Regions from separate parts of the Homo sapiens genome. Here region 2 is linked to region 1. A link is an interaction called in ENCODE POLR2A ChIA-PET data of the cell type or tissue named here. Cell type or tissue: PC-9. All regions are shown on one strand. Each heading gives the region's core, and the rest is flanking DNA. Links, peaks and the distances in the headings are about the cores only.

Region 1 (9,450 bases), core at 1,451-9,450:
CTACTCAGGAGGCTGAGGCAGGAGAATTGCTTGAACCTGGGAGGCAGAGGTTGCAGTGAGCCAAGATCGCGCCATTGCACTCTAGCCTGGGCGACAGAACAGGACTCCGTCTCAAAAAAAAAAAAAAAAAAAAAGAAAGAAAGAAAATTGTGGACTTATGGTAACTGACTCACCCCTGTGCCCACATAGTTGAAAATCTACATAAAAAACTTTTTTTTTTTTTTTTTTGAGACAAGGTCTCGTTCTGTCACCCAGCCCGCAGTGCAGTGGCGCAATCACATCTAACCACAATCTCAACCTCCTGAGTTCAAGTGATCCTTCCGTCTCTGCTTCCCTAGTAGCTAGGACACTACAGGCATACATCACCATACCTGGCTAACTTCTGTATATATCTTTGGTAGATACAGGGTTTTGCCACATTGCCCAGGCTGGTTTCAAACGTATGGGTTCATGCAATCCTCCTGCCTCAGCCTCCCAAAGTGCTAGGATTAGAGGTGTGAGCCACCGTGCCCAGCCCACATATAACTTTTGACTCCTCTAAAAGTAGGGGGAGTTATTAGTAGGTTATTAACTACTAATAACCTATTGTTGACCAGAAGTCTTAATAAGAATGTAGTCGATTAACACATATTTTGTATGTTCTATGTATTATATTCTGTATCCTTATACCAAACTAAGCCAGAGAAAAGAAAATGTTATTAAAGAAATCATAAAGAAGAAAAATGGACCGGGTGAGGTGGCTCACACCTATAATCCCAGCACTTTGGAAGGCAGAGGCAGGAGGATCCCTTGAGCCCAGAAGTTTGAGACCAGCCTAGGCAACATGGAAAGACCCTATCTCTACAAAAAATACAAAAATTAGGTGGGCGTGGTGGCGTGTGCCTGTAGTCCCAGCTACTCAGGAGGCTGAGGTAGGAGGATCATGTGAGCCCAGGGAGGTTGAGGTTGCAGTGAGCCATAATGGTGCCACTGCACTCCAGCCTTGGTGACAGAGCGAGACTCTGTCTCAAAATAAATAAATAAATGAAAGGAAATCATTGGGCCAGGCACAATGGCTCACACCAGTAATCCCAGCACTTTGGGAGTCCAAGTCAGGGGGATCACGAGGTCAGGAGATCGAGACCATCCTGGCTGACATGGTGAAACCCCGTCTACTAAAAATACAAAAAATCAGCCGGGCATGGTGGCGGGCGCCTGTAGTCCCAGCTACTTGGGAGGCTGAGACAGGAGGATGGCATGAACCCGGGAGGGGGAGCTTGCAGTGAGCCGAGATCGAGAGCCACTGCACTCCAGCCTGGGCAACAGAGCGAGACTCCATCTCAACAACAACAACAACAAAATTTATATATATAAAATACACATATATATTTAATTTTAAAAAAGAAAATCATTGAGGAGAAAGGATATCTGCCTGAATAGGTTTCTAATGCAAATGAAAGTGCCCTATTCTGGAAAAAAAATGCCACAAAGGACATTTATTAGTATGGAAGAGAAGTGAGCACTAGATTTAAGGCAGGAAGGTATAGACTAACTCTACTGTTTTTTGCAAATGCAGTCAGGATTTTCATCAGGACTGTCCTTTCTTTTTTTCTTTTTTGAGATGGGGTCTCGTTCTGTTGCCCAGGCTGGAATGCAGTGGCATGATCTCGGTTCACTGCAACTTCCAACTCCCAGGTTCAAGCAATTCTCCCACCTCACCCTCCTGAGTACTTGGGACCATAGGCACGTACCGCCACACCCGGCTAATTTTTGTATTTTTAGTAAAGGTGGGGTTTCACCATGTTGCCCAGGCTGGTTTTGAACTCCTGAGCTCAGCTGGGTGCAGTGGCTCATGCCTGTAATCCCAGCACTTTGGGGGGCGAGGCGGGCAGATCACTTGAGGTCAGGAGTTCGAGACCAGCCTGGTCTACTTGGTGAAAACCCGTCTCTACTAAAAACACAAAAATTAGCTGGGCTTGGTGGTGTGCGCCTGTAATTCCAGCGACTTGGGAGACTGAGGCAGGAGAATCGCTTGAACCCAGGAAGTGGAGGTAGCAGTGAGCCGAGATTGTGCCACTGCACTTCAGCCTGGGCAACAGAGCAGGAGTCCGTCTTAAAAAAAAAAAAAAAAGTCATTATTACAGTATTTATTCTAAAAGCTACCCTTACTGGTGGCCACCATGGGCCAGTCTTCTGTGACGTGCATTGCCTACTGTAGTTCTTTAAGTTATCCCTGAGATCTTAGGAGAAAGACACTCTTATTTCCCTTGACAGACAGAGAAACTAAGACAAGGCTCGGAAGGGGGAATTATTTCCCTGAGGTCACAGTGTAGAACTAGTGGTGCCACAAACTGAATACAGGTGTCTGTGGCTCTAGAGCAGTGCTGTCCAGTGGAAAGCCACGTGCAACATTTAATGTTTGCTACAGACCACAATAAATAGCACAAAGTAATGGGCAAAATTAATTTTAATAATACACATGTGACCCTTGAACAACATAAGTTTTTTTTTTTTTTTTTTTTCTTGAGACAGGGTCTTGCTCTGTTGCCCATGCTACAGTGCAGTGATGAGATCATGGGCTCAGGCAATCCTCCCAACTCAGCCTCCTGAGTAGCTGGGGCTACAGGTGCCCACCACCACGCTCGGCAAATATTTTTGTATTTATTGTAGAGACAGGATCTCACCATGTTGCCCAGGCTGGTCTTGAATTCCTAGACTCAAGTGATCCTCCCACCTTGGTCTCCTAAGTGTTGGGACTACAGGTGTGAGCTACTGCACCCGGCCAAATTTTTTTTTTTTTTTTCAGATGGAGTCTGGCTCTGTCGCCCAGGCTGGAGTGCAGTGGTGCAATCTCAGCTCACTGCAGGCTCCGCCTCCCAGGTTCATGCCATTCTCCTGCCTCAGCCTCCTGAGTAGCTGGGACTACAGGTGCCCGCCACTACGCCCGGCTAATTTTTTGTATTTTTAGTAGAGACGGGGTTTCACTGTGTTAGCCAGGATGGTCTTGATCTCCTGACCTCGTGATCGCCCACCTCATCCTCCCAAAGTGCTGGGATTACAGGCGTGAGCCACCGCGCGAGGCCCCTGGCCAGATATTTTTCAATAAGTATATAGAAGAATTTTTTGGAAATTTATGACAATTTGAAAAACCTCAGAGATGAACCCACTTAGCCTAGAGATACTGAAAAAATTATGAAAAAGATACGTCACAAATACATAAAATATATGTAGATACTAGTCTTTATCATTTACTACCATAAAATATACACAAATTGGCTGGGCACAGCGGCTCACACTTGTAATCCCAGCACTTTGGGAGGCCGAGGCAGGTGGATCACCTGAGGTCAGGAGTTCAAGACCAGCCTAGCCAACACGCAGAAACCCCGTCTCTACTAAAAATATAAAAATTAGCTGGGCATAGTGGCTGGCACCTGTAATCCCAGCTACTCAGGAGGCTGAGGCAGGAGAATGGTATGAACTCAGGAGGCAGAGCTTGCAGTGAGCCAAGATCGCGCCACTGAACTCCAGCCTGGGCGACAGAGCGAGACTCCATCTCAAAAAAAAAAAAAAAGAAAAGAAAAAAAATACAAAAATTAGCCAGGCGTGGTGACGTGCGCCTGTAATCCCAGCTACTTAGGAGGTTGAGGCAGGAGAATCGTTTGAACCTGGGGGGTGGAGGTTGTGGTGAGCCGAGATTGTGCCACTGCACGCCAGCCAGGGCGACAGAGCGAGACTCCGTCTTAAAAAAAAGTTAAACATGGAATTATCATGTGATCCCCGCAATTTCACTCCTAGGTATATACCCAAGAGAAATGAAAACATATGTCCACACAAAAACCTGTACATGAATGTTCACAGCAGCATTATTCATAAGAGCCAAAAAATGGAAGCAACCCAAATATCTACCAACTGATGAACAAATAAACAAAATGTGGTCCATCTATACAACAGAAACAAAACAGTGATTCATGCTGCAACACAGATGAACCTTGGAAGCACTCTGCTATGTGAAAGGAGGCAGTCGCAAAAGGCCACATATTCTGTGATCCCATTTCTAGAAACGTCCGTGATAGGCAAATCCAGATGTAGAGAAAATAGATTTGTGGTTGCCTAGAGCTGGGGGGAAATGAAGGAATGTGAAGGGAATGGCCAAAGTACATGGGGTTTCTTTGTTGTTGTTTCTTTGTTGTTGTTGAGACAGGGTCTCACTCTATTGCAGAGGCTGGAATGCAGTGGCACAATCATGGCTTACTGCAGCCTTGACCTTCTGGGCTCAAGGGATCCTACTGCCTCAGCCTCCTGAGTAGCTGGGACTACCACATGGTGTGCGCCACCATGCCCAACTAACTTTTTAATTTTTTGCAGAGATGGGCTCTCACTATGCTGCCCAGGCTGGTCTTGAATTTCTGGGCTCAAGAAATTTTCCTCCACCTCGGCCTTCCAAAGCACTGGGATTACAGGTATGAGCCACCATGCTGGACCAGGGGTTTCTTATTGGGATAAAAATGCTCCAAAACTGATTGTGATAATAGATACACAATTTTGTGAATATACCAAAAGCTACTCAATTGTACAGTTTAGATGCTATGTGAATTATATCTTTTCTTTTTCTTTTTGTAGAGACAGGGTTGCCCAAGCTGGAGTGCAGTGGCACAATCATAGCTCACTGCAGCCTTGAACTCCTGGGCTCAGGTGATCCTCCCACCTCAGCCTCCCGAGTAGCTGGGACCACAGGAACATGCCATGACACCCAGCTAATTGGTCACGCCACTGCACTCCAGCCTGGGCAGCAGAGTAAGACCCCGTCTCAAGAAAAAATTTTTTTGAGACAGAGTCTCACTATGTTGCCCAGGTTGGTCTTGAACTTCTCCCTCACTGGCTCAAACAATCCTCCCACCTCAGCTTTCCAAAGTATTGGAATTACAAGTGTAAGCCACTGTGCCCAGCCTATATTTCAATAAAACTGTTTAAAAATTATAGCAATAGGCCAGGCGCAGTGGCTCATGCCTGTAATCTCAGCACGTTGCGAGGCCGAGGCGGGCGGATCACCTGAGGTCAGGAGATAGAAACCAGCCTGGCCAACATGGTGAAACTCCATCTCTACTAAAAATACAAAAAAAATTAGCCGGGCGTGGTGACACATGCCTGTAATCCAAACTACTCGGGAGGCTGAGGCAGGAGAATCGCTTGAACCTGGGAGACAGAAGTTGCAGTGAGCCAAGATTGCGCCACTGCACTCCAGCCTGGGCAACAAAAGCGAAACTCCGTCTCAAAAAAAAAAAAAATTATAGCAATAGACAGAAAAAAATGCCTGAAGGAATAGAAAGTGGTGATGCCTGGATGAAGGGCTGCAGGCACCCCTTGTAGGATTGTAAGGTTGTAGGCGTCCTGGCATGTAGATATGCCACAGATCATTAACTGAGCACCTACTATGGACCAGGCCTGAACAGCTGGTGCTGGCGCCCCCACAGAGCGCCAGTGCTCCAGGAGGCCGAGGGTGCCACACCACACAACCATGGGCTGTCTGATCAGAGTCTGGGATCAGACTATTTTACACCCCCTTCTCTTTCCTATTTCTGTACTTTTCATTATTTGATAAGGAATATGTAATTGCTTTCACAACAAGGAAAACAATGCAAATTCTATCATTTTCAGATATAGTTTTTAGCAAGAAATACAATTTGGGAAATAAAGCTACCTCCCTTGAGTCCCCCTCACCAACACACTCCTACAGGTGCCCGTTCCCTGCCGACTCGCAGACAGGACCTGACGCAGCTGCAACTGCAGGCACTCAAGGGTTTGAGTCACTTCAAACCTCAGGTATTTCCCTGACCTTCACATCCTGAGCTCACGCCCCAGCAGGGACAGAGAGCATGGACACCTTCAACTTGTTACCAGCTGTGCCAGACACAGCCCTCCCCTTGTTCTGCAACCTGTTTCCCAGGTCCCCCTGCCAGCTGGCTCTCGGCCAATGGGACACACGGGTAGAGGAATGAAGGCAAGGGTGAGGGAGGAATAGGCAGAGAAATCCTCCCTCCTCCTTCTACCTCCGCTGCCAAAAGTGGCCCCATCCCCTCAAATTCCTGGGCTCAACTGGTCCTCCTGCCTCGGCCTCCCAAAGTGCTGGGATTACAGGTGTGAGGCACCGTGCCTGGCCACAAAAATTTAAATTTTAGCCTTTTAACTTCATTTTCCTTTCCTGATATTGCAATAATAAATATTCACTGTAGGCTGGGTGTGGTGGCTCAAGCCTGTAATCCCAGCACTTTGGGAGGCCGAGGCGGGTGGATCACTTGAAGTTAGGAGTTCGAGACCACCCTGGCCAACATGGTAAAACCCCATCTCTACTAAAAATACAAAAATTAGCCGGGCGTGCTGGCAGGCACCTCTGACTCTGGCTTCTCAGGAGGCTGAGACAGAATCGCTTGAACCCAGGAGGTGGAGGCTGCAGTGAGCCAAGATCACGCCACTGCACTCCAGCCTGGAAAACAGAGTGAGGCCACACCTTAAAAATAAATAAATTACAGGCTGGGCGCGGTGGCTCACGCCTATAATCCCAGCACTTTGGGAGGCCGAGGCGGGCGGATCACGAGGTCAGGAGATCAAGCCCATCCTGGCTAACACAGTGAAACCCTGTCTCTGCTAAAAATACAAAAAAATTAGCTGGGCGTGGTGGTAGGCACCTGTAGTCCCAGCTACTCCAGAGGCTGAGGCAGGAGAGTGGCGTGAACCCAGGAGGCAGAGCTTGCAGTGAGTCGAGATCGCACCACTGGACACCAGCCTGGGCAACAGAGTGAGACTCCGTCTCTAATTAATTAATTAATTAATTAATTAATTACATCCTGGCTAACATGGTGAAACCCCGTCTCTACTAAAAAATACAAAAAATTAGCCGGGCATGGTGGCAGGCACCTGTAGTCCCAGCTACTGGGGAGGCTGAGGCAAGAGAATGGCGTAAACCTGGGAGGCAGAGCTTGCAGTGAGCCGAGATCACGCCACTGCACCTCCAGCCTGGGCGGCAGAGCAAGACTCCGTCTTAAAAAAAAATAATAAAATAATAAATAAATAAATAAATAAGCCAGGCACGGTGGCTCACGCCTGTAATCCCAGCACTTTGGGAGGCCAAGGCGGGCGGATCATGAGGTCAAGAGATGGAGATCATTCTGGCCAACATGGTGAAACCCCGTCTCTACTAAAAATACAAAAATTAGCTGGGCGTGGTGGTGCACACCTGTAATCCCAGCTACTTGGGAGGCTGAGGCAGGAGAATCTCTTGAACCCAGGAAGCGGAGGTTGCACTGAGCCGAGATCGCGCCACTGCACTCCAGCCTGGCAACAGAGTGAGACTCCGTCTCCAAAAAAAAAAATAAATAAATAAATAAATAAATAAATAAATAATTCACTGTTGAAAACTTGGATGTTGCCCAAAAAGTCCCCAAAAAAGTGTATTAAAGAAAAAAAAGCCCAGGCGCGGTAGCTCACGCCTGTAATCCCAGCACTTTGGGAGGCCGAGGCAGGCAGATCACCTGAGGTCAAGATCACCTGAGGTCAGGAGTTCGAGACCAGCCTGACCAATACGATGAAACCCCATCTCTACTAAAAATACAAAAATTAGCCACATGGGGTGGCATGCGCCTATAATCCCAGCTACTTGGGAGGCTGAGACAGAAGAATCGCTTAAACCCGGGAGGCGGAGGTTGCAGTGAGCCAAGATCGCACCATTGCACTCCAGCCTGGGCAACAAGAGCGAAACTCTGTCTCAAAGGAAAAAAAAAAAGAAAAAAAGGGTGCAGTGGCTCACACCTGTAATCTCACCACTTTGGGAAGCCAAGGCAGGCGGATCACGAGGTCAAGAGTTCAAGACCAGCCTGGCCAATGTGGTGAAACCCCGTCTCTACTAAAAACACAAAAAATTAGCTGGGTGTGGTGGCAGGCACCTGTAATCCCAGCTACTCAGGAGGCTGAGGCAGGAGAATCACTTGAACCCAGGAGGCGGAGGTTACGGAGAGCCAAGATTGCGCCACTGCACTCCAGCCAGAGTGACAGTGCAAGACTCCATTTCAAAAAAAAAAAAAAAACAGCTGGGTACGATGGCTCACGCCTGTAATCCCAGCACTTTGGGAGGCCAGGGAGGGTGGATCATGAGGTCAAGAGTTCAAGACCAGCCTGGCCAACATGGTGAAACCCTGTCTCTACTAAAAATACAAAAATTACCTGAATGTGGTGGCGGGCGCCTATAATCCCAGCTACGCAGGAGGCTGAGGCAGGAGAATCGCTTGAACCTGGCAGGTGAAGGTTGCAGTGAGCCAAGATTGCGCCACTGCACTCCAGCCTGGCAACAGAGCGAGACTCCATCTCAAAAACAAAACAAAACAAAACAAAACAAAGGCCAGGCAATGCAGCCAACCCTCAACAGAGGCGCCTTCCCTTCCAGCCTTTCAGGACCACACGTTGCCCTTCACAGGGTCGAGGCGGGTGTGAGTCTCAGTACGGCTGTTTTTACCAAGCGCCGGGCATTGTGCTGAGCACGTGACATGAATTGTTTTGTTTCACATCAAGACACCCTCATAGAGGGAAATCAGCAGTCTCAGAGGACAGGAGACTGCCTGCCTCCCAAGGTGTGGCCGCCCCTCTCCTGTGCTGCCAACTTTATCCCATGGGCGTAGGGGGATGCAGAAGACCACCTACCTCAGACAGTGGCTCTGATGCAGTCTCTGGGTTCCGGAGGCCGTCCCTGGGCATGGGGGTGCTGCCGCTGTCCCCCCGCTGGCCCACGCTTAGTGCCTGCTCCCACTTCTGCAGAGCTTCCTCAAACAGCTCCATGCCTGAGCACAGGTGAGGCGAAAAGCGTGGGTCAGCACCTCCACAGTCTCACCCAAGAGGGGGCTCAGAACATCAAGGAGGCAGGAGGGCCTTGAAGGGCAAGAACTGGGTGGGACCGTGTGGCCTGGGCTGCTCAGGTTCCAGGCCTTCTTTCAGACCAGGTTTGTTCCTAGACACTGTCCCTTGTTCAGAAATGGCTGGAAATCACCCAGTTGGGATTTGGGGCAGGGTAGTGAGGGGCAAAGTGACCCAAGACTGGCCAAGCTCCTAGGAAGGGACTGTTCCTGCCACCCACCCTGCCCTCGAAGCTGAGGCACCTCCTGGCCACACCTTGCATGTACAGGCTCTCTGCATTGCCGTCGCTGGTGGTCAGAGACTCCTCCATCCCTCTGGCATCCCATAGTCCCGAGCACGCGGCTGTGGGGCTGGATGAGTTCACTGCCATCATCTGGGCGCCAATCAGTGCAAGAAGAAAGAGTGAAGCTTTCCCGGGCTCTCTGCAGGGCCCCCCTGAGCCCTCCTCCACTGCCTGACCATGGGCCACACGCCCCCTCCAAATGCCATCCCTGAGCTTGTTCCTAGCCACAGCGTCCACACCCTCAGAATGGCCTGGACCCACAAACTGCCTGATGGTGCTTCATAGAAAGA
Region 2 (14,820 bases), core at 6,617-14,616, 66 kb before region 1:
CTCTGCTTTTCTAGACAGGGTCTGAGATCCTGCATTTTTATTTTTGTTTGCTTTGAATAGGTAACACCTTCGTAAGATTCAAAAATAAAAACATCAGTAGAGGATCAGTTCAATAGACTAGTCCATCCACACCATGGAGTATGCAGCTAGCATTCCAAGTGGGTGTGCAATGGCTCCATCATAGCTCACTGCAGCCTCAAACTCCAGAGCTCAAGTCATTCTCCTGCTTCAGCCACCCAAGCAGCTGGGACCAAAGGTGTGCACCACCATTTCTTATTTTTTGCAGTAACGGGGTCTTGCTATGTTGCCCAACCTACTCACAAACTCCTGGGCTCAAGTGATCCTCCCGCCTTAACCTCCCCGAATTCTGAGATTACATGTATGAGCCACCGTGCCCAGCTATGAAAAAAATTCCTTTTTGGGGCCGAGCGTGGTGGCTCACACCTGTAATCCCAGCACTTTGGGAGGCCGAGATGGGCGGATCACAAGGTCAGGAGATCAAGACCATCCTGGCTAACACGGTGAAACCCCGTCTCTACGAAAAATACAAAAAATTAGCCGGGCGTGGTGGTGGGTGCCTGTAGTCCCAGCTACTCGGAAGGCTGAGGCAGGAGAATGGCGTGAACCCAGGAGGTGGAGCTTGCAGTGAGCCAAGACTGCGCCACTGCACTCCAGCCTGGGCAACACAGCGAGACTCCGTCTAAAAAAAAAAAAAGATAAAATAAAAAATAAAAAAAATTCCTTTTTATAGCTGCACAGTACTCCATGATATTGATGGACTAATTTATTTAAATAATCCCCTACAGATGGATACTTGGAACATTTCCAGTTTGCTGTAATACAGTGACTTAATAAACAGCCTTGTAGTGCAGAGGGCCGTATGTGCACAGTCGTGTTTCCCAGAAGATGACCAAGCAGAGTATAAACTCATTTGTAATTTTGCTAAGTGAAATTGACATTTTAACAAACTGAGATTTGTATATGCCTAGAAGCGCTATACAATGCAGGCCCTTCCCCAACTGGTGCCAGAACCACCCTCACTGCCAGCCCAGTCCCTGGCCTGTCCTGTGGCAGCCTCACCTCATCAAGTTTGGCATACCAGGTCCTGTATGCCTTATTCCCAAACCGAGAGGGCTGGTCCACTGGAGGAGTCTCATCAATCCACCTGTCCAGCGTGTTGAGAAGAGCGACTAGTTTCTCAATGGCCTGTGGAGGCAAAATAGAGGGGTCCAAGCTACAGAGCAAGTGGCTCCCGCTTAGCCACAGAGGGAAGTCCACTGCTGCCAGACAATGACCCCTTGGCATGGCCCCTACTGGGAACTCTCCCCCATCCCTCTTTCTTCCCCACTGTTCTGAATATGAAGGAGGGTCAGGAGAGCATGATAGGCTTTCCAGAGAGGGAAGCACACTAGGCTGATGGGACAGGGACGGGGTGGCTTTAGCACCTGGTTTCTGTAGGCAGCCTACCCATGGGCTGCTGCTATAGAGAAGCTAACTCCAGCCCTGACATCTTTTTAAAAAGACTTTATGGAAGCCTTTTGTTCAGTATGCAATACCTACTCATCATAAAAAATAGAAATATAAACAGAAGAAAATGAAAATGACCAGTAATCCTGCCACCCAGAAATACACTAAACTTTTTTTTTTTTTTTTTGAGACAGAGTTTCGCTCTTGTTGCCCAGGCTGGAGTGCAGTGGTGCAATCTCGGCTCACTGCAACCTTTGCCTCCCAGGTTCAAGCGATTCTCCTGCCTCAGCCTCCCAAGTAGCTGGGACTAAAGGCGCACACCACCACGCCCAGCTAATTTTTGTACTTCTAGTAGAGATGGGGTTTCTCCATGTTAGTCAGGCTGGTCTCAAACTCCCGACCTCAAGTGATGCACCTGCATCGGCCTCCCAAAGTTCTGGGATTACAAGCGTGAGCCACCGTGCCTGGCCTACACTAAACATTTTAACATACCCTTCTGTGTTATCTTCTCATAGTGTTTTACATGGTTTAGCATGGTGGGCCTGGATTCAAACCCCAGCTAAAACACCATTTAGCTGCTGTGAGACCTTGAGCAAGTGACTAACTCTGAGCCTCTCAGTTTCTTCGTCTAAAAAATGGGGCTGATGATAAATACCTCCGAAGGTGCACAGTGCCCGGCGCGGGGTAATGGTATGCATTCATCGCAGGACACACTCTGCTTTGCAGCCTGCTCCTTTTCCTCATGAACCTCATTCCACATCTACATATAAACATAATCTTATGACAACTTTTACTAAGTGAATAACATTTCATCGTGCCACTGCATTATAATTAATTTAATTCCTCACTGTTAAATGTTTGGGTTATTTCCACCTGTTTCACTACCTATTTCATACACAATGCTATGGTAAATCAGCTTGCAACTCAATCTTTGTGGAAATGCCAGATCATCGTGTGCAATGCTTTGTAGGGTGGCAGAGTTTGAGAGCCCATCCCCCTACACCTTTCCCACAGAAGACAGGGACCAAGAAGTAGAATCGGAGTCAGAGGTGCGGGCAGCATTGGCACATAAAATGTTACTCAATGAAGAAATCGGGTGGCTGTCTATCCAACCCAAAGATCAGTTAGAAGGTGCTCCTTCCAGGTTGGCTTTTAGAAATAGCCCAGCACCAGGGCCGGTGGAAAATACAACGCGGAGGCTATCTGCAGCCATTCAGTCCTGAGAAAAGAGTCCCTGCCAGGAAGTGGATCTTGCCTGTGTCTATGGAAACAAACGGCATAAGAAACTTACAGGAAATCCTGGCACTGGGTAAGAACTAGCAGGGTGATGCCCACATGAGAAGTTGCGCCTGGGAGGGCAAGGCAGACCAGGCCTGCCATGTGCAAAGACTCAGCCAAGAGCTATGTATGTACCTGGGGAGAGGCAGGCTTAAGCTAATGAAACAGGCTGGCCATGCCCCCAGCTGCATATGTGAAACCGGCCCTGAGTGCTGCTCTCTCTTATCTCCCCTTTATCTAGGCTTGGGGCATGGGAGGACAGAAAAAGTAGCCTGTAAGAGGATAAATTTCCCTTTACACCTGGCTAAGGCAGAGGGCTAGGATGGCATAAAGCTGCCTTGCTGAAATGTGAGAGCGCTGCCAGAGCCTGGCTTTGTGAAAAACCAGGAATGGCTGATAAGCACAGGCCAGACCTAACCCATGCAGAAACGGGGGCTTACAATGGATGGCACAGTCATCTTGGCCCCAGGAAGCACTAGTCAGCCCCAGATTCCCCAGGGATCTCAGTCTTAGGCGAGGCACTGAAGGGGACAGAGAAGACGGAGTCACAGGAGCCAGGCCCCAGCTGCTAGCTCAGCTGGGCCAATGAATAATTCAAAGGCTCCCAGCTCCTCTTCAGGAGAGGGCTTTTTGAATGTTGTAGGGGCTGCCTCTATTGTTTGCTGTGTTGGGAGAGAAGGGCTGAAAGAAAGGGAACTGGGGCTGAAACACCTTCGAGGCACAAAGAACAACTCCAGCTCTCCCATTCTCCCTAGGCCAGTGTTTCCTTTTTGGATTTCAAGGACCAGTAAAATCTTCCCTAACATTTTACTGACCATTTTTGAATTTTGCCCCCTTGTAAGTTTTAAAAAAGCAAACAGAACAACAACAACAAAAATAAATCTCTTATCACATTTATTTTGCAAAAATCGAAAATGTTAACCCCCATAAGAGGAGGACAGGCATCATTTAAAATAAGAGCTAGCTGGCCAGGCACAGTGGCTCACGTCTGTAATCCCAGCACTTACGGAGGCCAAGACGGGCAGATCACCTGAGTTCGGGAGTTCGAGACCAGCCTGACCAACATGGAAAAACCCCATCTCTACTAAAAATACAAAATCAGATGGACATGGTGGCACATGCTAGTCGGGAGGCTGAGGCAGGAGAATCGTTTGAACCCGGGAGGCGGAGGTTGTGGTGAGCCGAGATCGTACCATTGAACTCCAGCCTGGGGAACAAGACTCCATCTCAAAAATAAAAATAAAAATAAAAATAAATAAATAATAAAAAAATAAGAGCTAGTTTTTTTTTTCTTTTTGAGACGAAGTCTCGCACTGTCGCCTGGGCTGGAGTGCAGTGGCACCATCTTGGCTCACTGCAACCTCCGCCTCCCGGGTTTCAAAGGATTCTCCTGACTCCACCTCCGAAGTAGCTGGGACTACAGGTGCCTGCCGCCACGCCCAGCTAACTTTTTGTATCTTTAGTAGAGACGGGGTTCCACCATGTTGGCCAGGCTGGTCTTGAACTCCTGACCTCATGATTCACCCGCCTTGGCCTCCCAAGGTGCTAGGATTACAGTCATGAGCCACCGCGCCCAGCCAAAAGCTAGCTTTCTATGCAACAACACTATTGAAAATTAGAACTGACTAATGCCTAATGGTAACAATAGCTAATAACAATCGAAGTATTTATTTAGTATGTGTTAGGCGCTATGCAAAAGACAACCACTACTCGTGGGATCTCAGTGAATTTTCCCCAGGGGGCCATGACTAGTCTGCTGACTCTTACCACTCTACAGATGAGGAAACAGAGGGTCAAAAATGATTCACAAGTTATGAAACTAGCCAGCTGGACTCCAGAACCCAAGCATGTAACCACACTGCAATCCTGCCAAAGTACAGCCCTTGAGCTAAGACAATACCTGGGCCGGGCGCAGCAGCTCACGCCTGCAATCCCAGCACTTTGGGAGGACAAAGCACCTGAGGTCAGGAGTTTGAGACCAGCCTGCCCAACATGGTGAAACCCCGTCTCTACTAAAAATACAAAAATTAGCCGGGTGTGGTGGTGGGCGCCTGTAATCCCAGCTACTCGGGAGGCTGAGGCAGGAGAATCGCTTGAGCCTGGGAGGTGGAGGCTGCAGTGAGCCAAGATCATGCCATTGCACTCCAGCCTGGGTAACAAGAAAAACTCAAAAAAAAAAAAGACAATACCTGCTTGGTGTGGATGGCTACCATCAAAGCCACGGGCAATTAGGGGACTTGGCAGCTAAGGATTTGCTGGGGTAATTACAACCTTCCCCTTTAATTAGCCTTCCTCCACGACATTCCTGGCCCACTGAGCACAGCTGAGCATCCCTCACCACAGGCTCCAGGAGGAACCCCCTCTTTCCCCAGCCATCCTGCACCCAGAGCCTCAGTCCCAAAGGACTGAGTGAGCCCAAAAGGAACCCAAAAAGCCACTAATGGGCCTGGCTCCCAAGGGAAGGCTGTCTACCAGAAGCACAGGCCTGGTTCTCCTGAAGTGGACAGAACAGGACCTAGGTCACCTAATAGCCAGACAGGCCCAGCAATAGGCAGCTCTGCCAGGGGCCGGGTATGAGGGTGAGGCACACAGTGTTAATCTTGGGGCAGGTGGAAAAACTGGGCCAGGGCAGGGCTACATCTTACCCAACAGGTCCAAGGCTGTGGCTAGAGAGCTGGGTAGGCCAAAGTAAAGGGAGGCCCTTCAGGCCCTGGTGTCTGAGATAAGAGACTCAAGGTGGGACATGAACCCAAGAGGCTCCTGGAGGCCTAGGTCCTAGCCCTGGGAGACAGCATCCAGCAAAAGCAAACAGCCAGTAAGGCCACACCTGCCAATCAGTATCTGCCTCCCCTCAGCTCTTGCCCTCTCTACACAAACAAAACTATCTCTGAAACAACGTCCAAAAAGCACCCACCAGGCAGTGTGAACCCAAACGCAAAAAAAAAATGCATGTGCCCTTTGACTCCACATTTCCACGTCTAAGAATGAATCCTTCGGAAACAAGGCCCACAGATCTATGTGCGGGGATGCAATGATATGCGAGGAGCAATGTTTACCAAGACAACCTAAAAGTCTGAAGATGGGCTGTTTAAATAAATGAGGGGCCAAGCTTGGTGGCTCACATCTGTCACCCCAGCACTTCGAGAGACCAAGGCAGGAGGACTGCTTGAGCCCAGGAGTTCAAGACCAACCTGGGCAACATAGTGAGACCCTGTCTCTATATTTAAAAAAAAAATAAAATAAGATAAATAAATGAGGGCACAGCTCACTGCAGGAGAAGAGAAGCTCTTGCTTTCCTGGGTGACCACTGTCAGGAGGGGCTGCCCTGGAAGCTGGGTATGAGAAACACAGGGAGAGATCAGCTCTGCTGTGAATGTCATACACATGTCTATTACTGATCTCTCCAGTGAGCACATTTACTGTTTTGTAATCTGTTTTAATTTCAAGTTATATAAAAACACCAGGCCAGGCGCAGTGGCTCATGCCTGTAATCCCAGCACTTTGGGAGGCCGAGGCAGGCAGATCACCTCAAGTCAGGAGTTTGAGACCAGCCTGACCAACATGGAGAAACCCCGTCTCTACTAAAAATAAAAAATTATCCAGGTGTGGTGGCACACGCCTGTAATCCCAGCTACTCAGGAGGCTGAGGCAGGAGAATCGCTTGAACCCAGGAGGCAGAGGTTTTGGTGAGCCAAGATCGCGCCACTGCACTCCAGCCTGGGCAACAAGAGCAAAACTACGTCTCAAAATAAAAAAAAAAGAAAGAAAAAACCAATTAGCAAAAATACTAACTACAAAACAGCATATTTACCTTGATCTCAATTTTATAAATATCCATCTATTCACAGATTTCAAAAATTAGAAATATAGATATGAAAATGTGAAGTGCACATGTATTTGGGCGATCTTATTTTCTGCTCTGGCCCCGTGGTGGGCACTGAGCCCACAAGACTCTGGAGCTATTTTTTTTTTTTGAGACAGAGTCTCGCTCTGTCGCCCAGGCTGGAGTGCAGTGGCGCGATCTCAGCTCACTGCAAGCTCTGCCTCCTGGGTTCACACCATTCTCCTGCCTCAGCCTCCTGAGTAGCTGGGACTACAGGCGCCCGTCACCACACCCGGCTAATTTTTTGTATTTTTACTAGAGATGGGGTTTCACATGTTGGCCAGGATGGTCTCGATCTCCTGACCTCGTGAGCCGCCTGCCTCGGCCTCCCAAGGTGCTGAGATTACAGAGGTGAGCCACCGCACCCAGTGACTCTGGAGCTATTTTTGGAAAGGCTGCTGCAGCAGCTCCTCCTTGGGCCTACCTCGGAGACTCTGTACTCGAAGGTCAGCTTCTTCCCCTTCACACCTTCGTTGAGGGTAAGGATGAATCCGATGTAGTCAGCGTATGCCTACCAAACAGAGAGGAGAATGGGGATGGGGAGAGGGGTGGCAGACCCCCCCGCCCCACCTGCCCCGAGCTCCACCAGGTTACCAAAGAGCTCCGAGCTTTCTACTTCTCCTGACCCTGACTCCCAACCCAATAGCAGGAGAAGCAGAAACGTAATGCCAAATACCGACCCCTACCCTCCAGAAAAGCTGGCAAGACAGTGACCACAGCAACACGCTGATCTCCAGCCAGAGTGAACCAAGTACTCACTATTGCTGCCAGCAGTTTTTTTACACAATAGCCCTATAAGGTAGACACTGCTGGCGCCATCTTACAGATGAGGAAACCAAGATTTCAAGAGAAGTGATCCGCCCAAGGTCTCCCAAGACCAAGATATCATTAGACATGGAGCTAGGACCCAGTAGCCTAACTTCAAAGCTGAGTGGGCACATGCTTGTCCATGATGCTCTACCACCAGGAATTCAAGGAGTACCACCAAGTGTCTCACCCCCAGCAATCAGCGACCAAAGGCGGGCCAGGCTGTCTAGTTGGAGTGCAGATGCCTGCCACAGACAGGTCTCCCCACACAACCATTCCCAGCTTTCAACTAGACACTCTTCTTCCCTGCTGGGCTGCAGTTACACCCAACACAGGGATAAGAAAGCACTGAGGGTCAGGTATTGTGGCTCAAGTCTGTAATCCTAGCACTTTGGGAGGCTGATGCAGGAGGATCACTTGAACCCAGGAGCTTGAGACCAGCCTGGGCAACATAGTGAGACCCCATCTCTACAAAAAATTAAAAAGTTTGCCAGGTGTGGTGGTACGTGCCTGTGGTCCCAGCTACTCAGGTGGCTGAGGTGGGAGGACTGCTTGAGCCCAAGAGGTGGAGGCTGCAGAGAGCCATGATCATATCACTGAACTCCAGCCTGGGGGCCAGGGTGAGACCCTGTCTCAAAAAAAAAAATAGCATTGAGGTGCAGGCCCCTAGAGAGGCAGTTGCTGGGAACAAGTGACTCCTGATTGGTTTTGTTTCTTCTTCATCCCTTTTTCCTCTCTCTTTCTTCCTTTCTCCTTATCCAAGCCGGGGTGTCCACAGTAAGCCCTGAGACAAGCCCTGATATCTAGAAGGAAGTATTCCTATACCAAGATCCTCCTGCCAGCCATGGGATGACCCCCAGCAGGCCAGGCCTCTCCAAAGCAACTCTCTCAGACCAGGGCAAGTCTGAGCCCCTGTCCTGACTGCAGCTACACTGGAACACATGGATGAGAAGCAGCAAAGGAAGTGTCACATTTGGATTCAGACAAAGAAGCAGGTTCTCAACTAGAGCAATCTGGCTCAGAGAAGATCTGACAAGATCTGGAGACAATGTTAGTTGTGACAGCTGGGGAAAGGCATGCTGCCAACATCTAGTGGGTAGAAGCCAGAGATATTAGTAAACGTCCTACATGGCACAGGACGGCCTCCTACAATGAAGAATTATCTGCCCCTCAATGTCCATAGTGCTGACATTGAGATGCCCCGAGGTAAAGCAACCAAGATGATGAAAGGACTGAAACCATATCCTTTGAGCAGCTGAAGGGACCAAGCTGCCCCCTAGGCTGAAGGGACTGTTGATCCTGGTGAAGATTCAGAAAAGACATGATAACTATTTCCAAATACTGAGAGGGCAGGCTTGTGAAAAAGGAATCAGACAGGTTTAGATGGCCCCAAGCCCCAGTGAGGACAAGGCATAGAAGCTGTAGGGTGTGGGTCTCCTGGAGAATCTGCCCAGCATGCAAGGACCCCTGTGCCCAGCCTTCTGCATGAGCAACACTCTCCAGCCCAGCTCACCAGGCCGGGAGCAGGAGCCTGACGAGAACTGGGCCAGAGGCCTTCCCTGAGAAATTGAAATTGGCTTTCTTTTGCTCAGTCTGTCTTTCCACAGCCTGTACCACAAGCCTGAGAGGTACAAGTAGTTATCTTCTGCCCATCATTTCAGCTGAGCAGCAGAGAAAGCCAGTCTGTGCCCAGTGCTCTGGGTCCCAGCTCCCAGGTATTTGCAGGCTTAGCCATATCCCTGGCCAAAGTTTCCATGAGATAGCCTCTTCTCCCCTTGAGGCACTGGCTGCCACACTTGCTGTTACTTGCAGCCAAGAATCAAAGTGACTCGCTCCATCATTTCAAACACTCATGTTCAGCCAATACAGCAACACTCAAGGGGCAATGGCTTAAGAGAACCAGGAGCGGAACTCTCCCGGGCTACCCTGGCAGCAGCCTGAAAAAGTAGGCAACCTTCCTGATAAAGCATCTCTGAGTACTGCCTCTGAAGGGAAGAGACAGCCAGCTCCCCTGTCACCTTTCTCCCTAGCTTCTGAAAAGTCAGGCTCCAAGAGCAAGAAGGGCCAGGAACTCACCGCCCGTCATGCTAGGAAAACCACTGTCTTTGAAAAGCCCAAGTTTCTCACCACAGTTCCAAATGGTACCTGAGAACGCTTCCATTTGCCCATGTCTGGAACTGTGTGGATCTCCTTTTTTGGAATGATGAAGTTCTGAGTGGCTGGAGGGGCCTCCTCTGAAGAATCTTGACAAAAAAAAATGAAAAAACAAACAGATAAATAGAATCCTCCCCTACAACACACACACTCCCTTTCACCTTTTTTTTTTTTCTTGAGACGGAGTTTTGCTCTTGTTGCCCAGGCTGGAGTCCAGTGACACGATCTTGGCTCAATGCAACCTCCACCTCCAGGGTTCAAGCGATTCTCCTGCCTCAGTCTCCTGAGTAGCTGAGATTACAGGCACGTGCCACCACACCCAGCTAATTTTTTTTTTTTTCTTTGAGACAGAGTCTCGCTCTGTCGCCCAGGCTGGAGTGCAGTGGCGCGATCTCAGCTCACTGCAACCTCTGCCTCCCGGGTTCAAGCGATTCTCCTGCCTCAGTGTTCTGAGTAGCTGGGATTACAGACGTATGTCACCATGCCTAGCTAATTTTTGCATTTTTAGTAGAGACGGGGTTTCACCATGTTGGCCAGGCTGATCGCAAACTCCTGACCTCAGGTGATCCACCCGCCTTGGCCTCCAAAGTGTTGGGATTACAGGTATGAGCCAAAGCGCCCGGCCTCTCTCTCACTTTTAAACCAGGACTCCAACACCTGAGCCTTAGAATAAACCAGACACATACTTCCAGGACAGAGTAAGGGCTTGTTAAGCCAAACCCACAGCCTCCTGCCCTCCCTCACTCTGGGGAGGAAAGAGAAGGGCAATACTGACAATCCCTTCAATAACCATGCCCTCCCTTCCCTCTCCCCCCCAGAGCAGAACCGTTAGAAAAATAAAACCAAGTTGATGTTTCAGACATACACAGGCAATTCACAGAAGAAAAAAAAACAGGTCAGGTGCGGTGGCTCACGCCTGTAATCCCAGCACTTTGGGAGGCCAAGGCAGGCAGATCACAAGGTAAGGAGATCGAGACCATCCTGGCTAACATGGTGAAATCCCATCTCTACTAAAAAAGTACAAAAAAATTAGCCAGGCGTGGTGGCGGGCGCCTGCGGTCCCAGCTACTTGGGAGGCTGAGGCAGAAGAATGGCGTGAACCTGGGAGGCGGAGCTTGTGGTGAGCCGAGATTGCACCACTGCACTCCAACCCAGGCAACAGAGCGAGACTTCGTCTCAAAAAAAAAAAAAAAACCTAATTGCAGTAAACATTTGGAATAAATTGCCAACCTCCTGAATAAGCACGGACACGTAAATTATATGTGATTTCTCTTTCTGGATAAGGTTGGCAAATTAAAAACATCTGGCTAGGTGTGGTGGCTCATACCTAATCCCAGCAATTTGGGAGGCCAAGGCAGGCAGATCACTTGAGGCCAGGGGTTCAAGACCAGGCTGGCCAACTTGGCAAAACGCCATCTTTACAAAAAAAATTTAAAAATTAGCTGGGTGTGGTTGCATACCTGTAGTCCCAGCTACTTGGGAGGCTGAAGCAGGAGGATCACCTGAGTCCAGGAGGTGGGGGTTGCAGTGAGCTGAGATCATACCACTGCACTCCAGCCTGGACAACAGAACGAGACTCTGTCTCAATAAAAACAAAACAAGATTCCAGGAAGAGGAAACAAGAATTCTCCCGCTCTGTGGGTGGGAAGGACCTCCTAAGGGGACAATCTTTTGGAATAAAAAACTGCATATACACAATGAGTCAACAGGTCTACTTACAGGAATCTATCTTTCAGATGTGCTCACGGAAACACAAAGGTGTTTAATGCATCAAAAAAAAAAAAAAAAGCTGGGCATAGTGGCTCACACCTGTAATCTCAGCACTTTGGGAGCCCCAGGTGGGAGGATCACTTGAGTCCAGGAGTTTGACACCAACCTGGGCAACACAGCGAGACCCCATCTCTACTTTAAAAAAAAAAAAATTTTAGGCGGGGCGCGGTGGCTCATGCCTACAATCCCAGCACTTTGGGAGGCCAAAGTGGGTGGATCACACCTGAGGTCAGGAGTTGGAGATGCGCCTGACCAACATAGTGAAACCCCATTTCTACTAAAAATATAAAATTATTCAGGTGTGGTGGCGCATGCCTATAATCCCAGCTACTTGGGAGGCTGAGGAAGGAGAATTGCTTGAACCAGGAGGCAGAGGTTGCAGTGAGCCAAGATCGTGCCATCGCACTCCAGCCTAGGCAACAAGAGTGAAACTCTGACTCAAATAAAAAAATTTTTTATTAATTAGAAACAACCCAAATAGGCTGGGCGTGGTGGCTCACACCTGTAATCCCAGCACTTTGGGAGGCCAAGACAGGCAGATCACGAGATCAGGAGTTCGAAACCAGCCTGGCCAACAAGGTGAAACCCCATCTCTACTAAAAATACAAAAATTAGCCAAGTGTGGTGGCGCACACCTGTAATCCTAGCTACTCAGGAGGCTGAGGCAGGAGAATTGCCTGAACCCAGGAGGCAGAGGTTACAGTGAGCTGAGATCGTGCCATTGCGCTCCAGCTCTGGTTGACAGAGCAAGACTCCATCTCGGGGGAAAAAAAAAAAAAAGAAACAACTCAAATATCAGTTGATAAGACAATGGGTAAATAATGATATGCCCAGGTCCGGCATGGTGACTCACACCTGTAATCCCAGAACTTTGGGAGGCTGAGGTAGGTGGATCATTTGAGGTCAGGAGTTCCAGACCAGGCCTGGGAAACATATTGAAACCCCATCTCTACTAAAAAATACAAAAATTAGCCTGACATGACGGCACACACCTGTAATCCCAGCTACTTGGGAGGCTGAAGCAGGAGAATCGCTTGAACTGGGGAGGCAGAGCTTGCAGTGAGCTGGACCGTTCCACTGCACTCCAGCCTGGGTGACAGAGTGAGACTGTCTTAAAAAAAAAAAGAGGCTGGGTGTGGTGGCTCACACCTGTAATCCCAACACTTTGGGAATCCGAGGCGGGTGGATCACTTGAGGCCAGGAGTTCAAGACCAGCCTGGCCAACATAGCGAAATTCCACCTCTACTAAAAATACAAAAAATTAGCCAGGCATGGTGGCGCACACCTGTAATCCCAGCTACTCGGGAGGCTGAGGCAGAAGAACCGCTTGAACCCAGGAGGCAGAGGTTGCAGTGAGCCAAGATCACGCCACTGCACTCCAGCCTGGGCAACACAGCAAGACTCCGTCTCAAATTTAAAAAAGAGAAAAAAAAGATAGGCCCACATAATAAAAATTTTCATAGCTTATAAAATGAATAAAATCTAGGCCAGGCACAGTGCCTCCCGCCTATAATCCCAAAACTTCGGGAGGCCGAGGCAGGCAGATTGCTTGAGTCCAGGAGTTTGAAACCAGCCTGGACCACATGGCCAAACCCCATCTCTACAAAAAATACAAAAATTAGCCAGGTGTAGTGGTGCACACCTGTAGTCCTAGCTATTCGGGGGCTGAGGCGGGAGGATCACTTGAGCCCAGGAGGCTGAGGCTGAAGTGAGCTGCACTCCAGCCTGGGTGACAGAGCAAGACCCTGTCTTGAAAACAAAAAAAAATTAGAAACAACCCAAATATCAGTTGATAAGATGATGTGTAATTAATTATATGCCCACATAATGGAAATTTTCATAACTTGTAGAAAGAAGAAAATCTAGACCAGGCACAGTGGCTAACACTTGTAATCCCAGCACTTTGGGAGGCCCAGGCGGCAGGATCGCTTGAGCCCAGGAATTCAAGACCAGCCCAGGCAACACAGGGAGACCCCCATCTCTACAAACAATTTAAAAATTAGCCAGGTGAAGTGGCTCATGTCCGTAATCCCAGCACTTTGGTAGGCAGAGGTGGGCAGATCACCTGGGCTCAGGAGTTCAAGACCAGCCTGGTCAACATGGCGAAACCCTGTCTCTACTAAAAATAACAAAAATTAGCCGGGTGTGGCCGGGCACAGTGGCTCACGCCTGTAATCCCAGCACTTTGGGAGGCCGAGGCGGGCGGATCACAAGGTCAGGAGATCGAGACCATCCTGGCTAACACGGTGAAACCCCGTCTCTACTAAAAATACAAAAAATTAGCCGGGCATGGTGGCGGGTGCTTTAGTCCCAGCTACTTGGGAGGCTGAGGCAGGAGAATGGCGAGAACATGGAACTCGGAGCTTGCAGTGAGCCAAGATCGTGCCACTGCACTCCAGCCTGGTCAACAGAGCGAGACTCCGTCTCAAAAAAAAAAAAAAAAAAAAGAAACCCTGTCTCTACTAAAAATACAAAAAAAATTAGCTGGGCGAGGTGACGCATGCCTGTAATCCCAGCTACTTGGGAGGCTGAGGTGAGAGAATGGCGTGAACCCAGGAGGCAGAGCTTGCAGTGAGCCGAGATCGCGCCACTGCACTCCAGCCTGGGCAACAGAGCGAGACTCCGCCTCAAATAAAAAATAAATTAGTCAGGCGTGGTGGCGAGTGCCTGTAATCCCAGCTACTCAGGAGGCTGAGGCAGGCAGAATCGCTTGAACCCAGGAGGCAGAGGTTGCAGTGAGCCGAGGTCGCGCCACTGCACTCCAGACCAGGCGACAGAGCGAGACTCGTCTCAAAAAAAAAAAATTAGCCGGGCATGGTAGCGCACACCTGTAGTCCCAGCTACTCGCGAAGCTGAGGCAGAAGAATCACTTGAACCCAGGAGGCAGTTGGCCAGGCGCGGTGGCTCAGGCCTGTAATCGCAGCACTTTGGGAGACGGAGGCTGGTGGATCACCTGAGGTCAGGAGTTTGAGACCAAGCCTGGCCAACATGGTGAAGCCCCATATCTACTAAAAATACAAAAAAATTAGCCAGGCGTGGTGGTGGGCACCTGTAATCCCAGCTACTCGGGAGGCTGAGGCAGGAGAATCACTTGAACCCAGGAGGCAGAGGTTACAGTGAGCCAAGATCACGCCACTGTACTCCAGCCTGGGCAACAAGAGTGAAACTCCATCTCAAAAAAAAAAAAAATGCAAACTCTCCCTAAAGTGGAAGAGTAAAGGACTATCATCAATCACTCACAACCTGGTATAAATTTGTCCCCCTGCCTTCCTCCTAAAACCTGGCTGACATCAGCTACATGGAGAAAAAGGGACAGGGACCTAAGAAGTTTCTGGAACATATAACATTTGGAGAAATAGAGCCTGTCTGGAGAGGAACTGAAGAAAAGAAAAGTGCCAGGGGACTTGGAGACCTAAGGAGAAGGATAGAGAACCTGAGTTTAGAGAAAGACAAATCTCTGC

What was found. ChIA-PET counts read pairs that join two places held together with the same protein. Peaks named below come from ENCODE experiments on the same cell type or tissue, not always from the same donor. Only the 100,000 strongest peaks of a DNase experiment are listed, where the experiment ranks them.
Region 2: POLR2A ChIA-PET joins it to region 1 with 15 read pairs; 9 of 35 experiments call an interaction of 5 or more read pairs at or near these places.

Annotation. Positions count from the first base shown.
Region 1 is chr9:129,049,181-129,058,630 of GRCh38, reverse strand. MIGA2 (mitoguardin 2) reads right to left here. Exons shown (of 16, transcript NM_001329990.2): 5 at 9,133-9,250; 6 at 8,668-8,804. Among named protein-coding and RNA genes, the nearest start is that of MIGA2, 17 kb to the right of the region's middle. In PC-9, for the core only: no CTCF peak of the experiment used is centred there; a DNase peak (open chromatin) is centred at 5,870; H3K27ac peaks cover 2,317 bases.
Region 2 is chr9:129,115,371-129,130,190 of GRCh38, reverse strand. PTPA (protein phosphatase 2 phosphatase activator) reads right to left here. Exons shown (of 10, transcript NM_178000.3): 2 at 9,581-9,678; 3 at 7,053-7,139; 4 at 1,081-1,206. Among named protein-coding and RNA genes, the nearest start is that of PTPA, 11 kb to the right of the region's middle. RefSeq lists an enhancer at 2,423-3,345. In PC-9, for the core only: no CTCF peak of the experiment used is centred there; no DNase peak of the experiment used is centred there; H3K27ac peaks cover 500 bases.